Linked DNA regions of Homo sapiens: region 1 is linked to region 2. A link is a loop called in an ENCODE intact Hi-C map of the cell type or tissue named here. Cell type or tissue: CD14-positive monocyte. All regions are shown on one strand. Each heading gives the region's core, and the rest is flanking DNA. Links, peaks and the distances in the headings are about the cores only.

Region 1 (2,905 bases), core at 116-2,615, 90 kb before region 2:
AATGATTTAGAGTCTGAATATAATCTCTCCACAGATTTATGTGGTATATATTACTGTATATATCATGTATGTATGTATAACCACACAGCTGTATGCACAAAAAGCCATACGTACTGCACTTTCAATGACTTAAGTGTTTTTCAAGGGTCATTTTGTATTTGATTTTTCAGTAATTTTATATTTGATTTTTGTCTTGTAGAGACTGACACCGAACCTAACCCCTAAGTAAGCAGCTCCACCATATGATACAGCCTACCACAATCCTCCCTCCACCTCCAACTATTCTACATCAGTTAACAAGTCTAAAAAAGCTTCACATGTATAATAAAAAATTCATTCAACAAATACTTCTTCAGATCCTAATATGAGCCAGGCAGTCATGCAGACACTTGATAAACACTGATGAGTAAATCAGACCTGGCCCCTGCCCTCATGGAACTTACAAGGTATGGAAGTGGAGGATGATCGAGAGGACAAACAAGTAAACAAACAAAAAATATATGTTTGTGTTAAGTGCTATGGAAGAAAGTTATGGAATGGAATGATGAAAAAAAAGAGAGGGAACCTATTTATGGTTATCAGGCTCAGCCTCTGTGAGGGGATAATACTGAAGTCCAGCCCTAAAGATTAAGTAGCAGCCAGCCTTGCAAAGAGCAAGAAGGAAGAGTATCCTTTCAGAAGGCACAACACGTGCAAAGGTCTCACAGGAGGAAAAGGCTCAGTGGGCTAAAGTAACAGAAAGGCCAGTGTGACTACAGCACAGTGGGAAAACTGCACAAACTGTAAACAAAGGCAGAATAAGCTCTGGTGGCTTAATAAAGATTCTGGATTTTTTTCTAAGTGCCAAAGAAAATCTTTAAAGAATATTTAAAAGAATGACACAGATTTATGTCTTTTCCTCTGAGCAGAAAGTGGTAAGATTTGCTCAAAAGCAAGGGGTGGGGGATAAGCAACTAGATACAGACAGTGCCATTAACTAACATGACAGAGTGAGGAAAAACATTTTGTGGCAGTGTTGTTTAGGGGGGAATTCAGAAGCTTTTGGGCATGATACTTTTGGGATGCCTGTGAGACAGCCAAGAGGTACGTTGAGTAGCAGCTGGATGTCAGTCAGGGGCTGGTAGTTAGGAATATTGATCAAGTTATTTAAACTTACCTAGAATGTTTATAAAATACAAATCAATAGGCCACACTCCAGATCTACCGAATAAGAAAGGGCTTGCACATCATTAACATTGTCAAGTGATTCTGATGTCAACTGGAGGAGTCTGGGAACCACTTACGTAATAAATTTTAACGTTCTTTTTTTTCTTTTTTCTTTTTTTTTTTGAGACAGAGTCTCGCTCTGTCGCCCAGGCTGGAGTGCAGTGGCACAATCTTGGCTCACTGCAAGCTCTGCCTCCCAGGTTCACAACAGTCTCCTGCCTCAGCCTCCCGAGTAGCTGGGACTACAGGCGCCCGCCACCATGCCCGGCTAATTTTTTGTTTTTTTAGTAGAGACGGGGTTTCACCGTGTTAGCCAGGATGGTCTGGATCTCCTGACCTCGTGATGATCTGCCTGCCTCGGCCTCCCAAAGTGCGTGAGCCACCGCGCCCAGCCATAAATTTTAATGTTCTATTTCATCACCTAGGGATATATTGCTTTACAGAGGAAAACAATATATTGAGCAATATGTTATGAAAATGATTTGACTTAATAATCCAGAGCTATTTAGTCTCCTACAGTCATACAGCATTATAGAGGAAACACTTCCAATTAGCCATTTTTTCAAATGACATTTACTGAAGGCCATTCTGAAGGTAAATAATTTCTTCTATTTCATAAATATTTTCTTGAAAAACACCCATGAAATATCTCACAAATGAGTAAATCAAGGTTCAGAAAGGTGGAGTCTTGCCCACAGGACACACAATCAATAACAAAGCCAAGATTCAAAAATCAAGACACTAATTCCAATCTGCTTTCCACCATACAAAAATGCCACTCACCCCCAAAAATCTCATCATCTGTGACATGTACAAAAATCACTGTAACTAGATAAAAAAGAATGAGTACCTTAAAGGAAACAGACAGGACAATCAGAATTAAGAAACAAAAATTTTTTCTTCATTTTCACTACTTAAAAGATTTTTAACTAGTTGATGTATATAGAGTCCACCTTTCAAAGTATCCACAAATGCTCCTAAATAAACACCAAAAGTGTTTGAATCCTATAAAGTCCTAAGACTGTTTCCTAACTTAATGTACGATCTCTCCACAGATTTAGGCACTTTTTGGGGGGGAATAAATAAAAGGCAGCCTGTACAGTGACTTTGCCTTCAGAAAGCTCTGTGTAAATCCCAGCTCACAACTTGCCTACTAACAGCAAAACCTCATGAGGTCACGGGGTTAAAGAACCTATACATGTACTTTTAAAACAGTCATTATCACTTACAGTTATTATTGTAAGAGCATGCAAATAATAACCTATGGCTGTCTGAGATTTTAACACAAAATGTTGGATTTTGCTTTATTTTTGGTGTATACTTCAAACTATCTACCTTTTACTAGTATGTTTCCTAAAATGTTTACAAATTCTCTGTCCTGACCACCCCTGGTCTAGGGTTCATCCCCTGACTATAAGATCAGGGTCCCTCTTTACTTACCCTTTCCTAGCAGTTCTAACAGTAACAACTCATTACCCCCAGGCTAGATTTTAAGTTCCTTGAAAGCAGAAGCTGTGTCTTGTGCACTTCTCAATCATTCATCGGAGTACTACATGTGCTTTACACTAATCTAGGTCCTAAAAATACAGCAGTGAACGAAACTAAGTTCCTGCCCTCTCAGAGCTTATATTCTAATAAGATAAGAAAGACATAAAAACAAATAAATAGATATCAGTTAGGAATAAATACCATACTATTT
Region 2 (2,905 bases), core at 263-2,762:
CCCATGTTATAAATGAGGCAACCGCGGCCGAGAGAAGCTGCAGCCAGTCCTTGGGGACGCGGCACCCAGGACTGCTTCTCCTAGAATTCAAGATGCTTCTTTTCTTTCCTCCCTTTTAGGTTTCAAATCTCTATTTCAGGCAATACTTGATATATTATGTATTTATAATTCAAGTTTTCAGACTTTTCTTAGCAGCAGGTTATAAAAAGGAGAGAAGCAGAAGCTGAGACAGGGAGGAAGCAAACAGAATGGGGCAGAGGTGGGAGTGGGAGGCTGAAGGCTTCCAGGAAGATAAGCTTCCTCGACTGTTAGTGGATTCCGCATCTGCGGCAATTCTACCCCCATCCGGACTAGAGGCTTTGGGACTACTGAGAACCAGGACCACCTATTTTCACAGCAAATGCCTGGAAGGAACCCAGGTGTCACATGTTGAGGGTTTATCAGAATAAATGGCTGTTATTTTCTTTTCCTCTTCCCTTTCCTTCTCACCTACCCTTATTAGTGATCTAGTGTCATAGCTGCAGAGTGACAGCAGGGAGACAGGAGTGAGCGGAGAGTGTGGGACAGAGGGGAAGAAAGAGAAACAGGCCATACGCAGACCTACAGGCAGCTCCTGAGCTACCCAGATCGCTTCTCCTGTACAGGAAGAGCTGCTGGCCCGAGGGAAGGGAAGAGGGGGTCCCTGTTGGAGCAACTGGAGTGGCAGGAGGCGAGTGGGTCGAGGGAGAGTTATTAATATGCACTAGAACACATATTTACAACTGGTGGCTTAAATTAAGGGCAGCACATTCACACCTAGCTACTCCCAGGCTTCCCACAAAGACATCTGAAGCGTGCAAAGCGCGCTCCCTGAGCCCAGCCCACCAAGGGGCGCGGCCCGCCTTGGTAGGGACAAGGTCTCTGGCGCTGGCCTGAGCGGCTGCGGGAGTTCGCTCCTGGGAGAGCGCAGCGAAACCGAGGGCATCCTTCCCTGTAAGAGGAGGGGGCGGAGGAAGGGAGGAGGGGAGGAAGGAAGGAGGGGAGGAGGGGAGGAGGAGAGGAGGAGGGAAGAAGGAAAGTGGGGGTGAAGGGAAGGAGGAAAGGAGGCGGGGAGGGAGAGACGGAGGAAGAGAGGGTGGGAAGAAGGAAGGAGAGAGAGAGGGCGAAGAGGGGAGAGAGGGGCGAACGAGAGAGATGTGGGGAGAGGGGAGAGGAGAGGGACGGGGCAGGGGAGGGGAGAGCGAGGGAAGAGAGAAAAAGAGAGAACGCAAGGGGGTCGGGGAGAAGAGAGAGGAGAGCGAGAGAGAGCGGGAGGAGAGGGGGAGGGAGAGAGACGGGGGAGAGCGAGACAGAGCGTGGGGAGACGGGGAGAGGGGAGAGCGAGAGAGCCAGGGGAGACGAGGAGCGAGCGAGAGGAGAGGGGAAGAGAGAGAGAAGGGGGAAAGCAAGAGAGTGGGGGGAAAGCGAGAGAGAGAGAGGGGAGAGACAGAGGGCGGGGGAGAGCGAGCGCGAGCGAGGGGAGGGGAGAGAGAGAGGCGCGCGCTGGTTGCTCCCGCGAAACCCTAAGCTCCGCCAGCGCTATTGCCCCTCCCGCTGCCAGCCCCGCGTCCACGTGGGGAAACTGTCCCTCCTGTGCCGGGAAGAAACGACTCACCGCCTTGCAGAGGCGCGGAAGCTGTGCGCGGGACGCCACGGCCCCGAAGCCGCGAGTGACCGCAGCTCCGATCCCCCGGCGGGAGGCCTGCCCGAGCGTGGGAGCCGAGCCCAGGGCCCTTTCTCCGCACTGGCTGCGGACCTAACCCTTCCTGGGCCCCTCCTCCCCCTGGGGAGAGAACGTCAGCGCCGAGGATCCTGATGCGGGGGCGCGGTGGCGCCGACCGAGAGCCCGCCCGGTCCCCGTGTTGGGGGGCAGAAGGGGAGGGGTGGGCCGCAAGGGGCGGAGAGGGCCCGGCGTCCCAGCTGGGATGGAGTTACCAGAATGGGGTTCGAGGCAGCCTAACCCTCCGCGCTGAGTCCTGGAAGGCAGCCTCTGTATGTAGCTCGGTGCATTTTGCACGAAGATAGGCTGCTCCCGGCGGGGTAGGGGGTCGGGGAAAGGTCCTCCTGGGGGTAAACTGATCAGAGAGCCGATAATGGATTCTGGCTCCGACACACGCCACCCCTGCTTGCTTAGTGGCTCTGCACCCCACTTTTTATATAAAGTGGTTATTCAAAGTACCTAGCACATAGGTTTTTTGGTGAATATTGAATGGGAAGGGCAGGTGAAGTCCTTGGCACAGGCCCGGCACACCGACCGATGGACCCAAGAATGTCAATTATTTTTGCTGTTATTCCCTCCAACCTCAGCTGTCCTTTCTCAGAAGCAAAGCTAGGAGACACCAGAAGAGCCGGTGCGAAAGTTTGGCTTGTTTTAACATAAAACCCACACTCCCTAAGGAAGTGGATTCTGAGTGGGAAAAGCTTTGGAGTCAGAAGCAGGAACCCCTGATTGGGTCTTGGGCTTCTGTTCCTTAGTACTGTTCCTTAGTACTTAGCCACACTGAATAAACTCCCTGGGCTTCCGTTTCCTTATTAGTAAAATTGGCTAAAAAGTCCCAACCAGGTAGTACGATCCCTTCTGCCTTTATTGAGGGCTCACTATGTTCTAGGCACTGCTCTTAGGGCTGCCTCCGTATTATCTCAGTTAATCTCTAAGCTAGTTTAGGAGGTAGTTAGGATTATTTAAAATCTCCATTTTGCACTTGAAGAAACCAAGACTTAACAGAGAGGCTAAGTAAATTGTCCTAGACCACACAGTGAGTCATGGCAGAACTGGACAGAACTGAGATTCAACTCAGGCAACCTGGTTCCAGAGTCTGTATTTTTTTTTTAATAGACAAGGTCTTACTCCCTCTCCCAGGCTGAAGTGCAGTGGCGCAGTGGTGCC

Evidence for each region. Hi-C counts contacts between places; a loop is a spot of excess contacts. Peaks named below come from ENCODE experiments on the same cell type or tissue, not always from the same donor. Only the 100,000 strongest peaks of a DNase experiment are listed, where the experiment ranks them.
Region 1: it touches region 2 in a loop (4-fold over the local background); 57 of 110 quality-filtered maps call a loop at or near these places.

The regions. Positions count from the first base shown.
Region 1 is chr14:70,910,659-70,913,563 of GRCh38, reverse strand. The region is part of intron 1 of PCNX1 (pecanex 1); the gene reads right to left. Among named protein-coding and RNA genes, the nearest start is that of PCNX1, 4.7 kb to the right of the region's middle. In CD14-positive monocyte, for the core only: no CTCF peak of the experiment used is centred there; no DNase peak of the experiment used is centred there; H3K4me3 peaks cover 447 bases; H3K27ac peaks cover 382 bases.
Region 2 is chr14:70,820,851-70,823,755 of GRCh38, reverse strand. It overlaps LOC124903341 (a long non-coding RNA gene), which reads right to left and starts at 1,883. Exons shown (of 2, transcript XR_007064246.1): 1 at 1,634-1,883. RefSeq lists a silencer at 1,764-1,963. In CD14-positive monocyte, for the core only: no CTCF peak of the experiment used is centred there; a DNase peak (open chromatin) is centred at 1,615; H3K4me3 peaks cover 1,708 bases; H3K27me3 peaks cover 2,500 bases.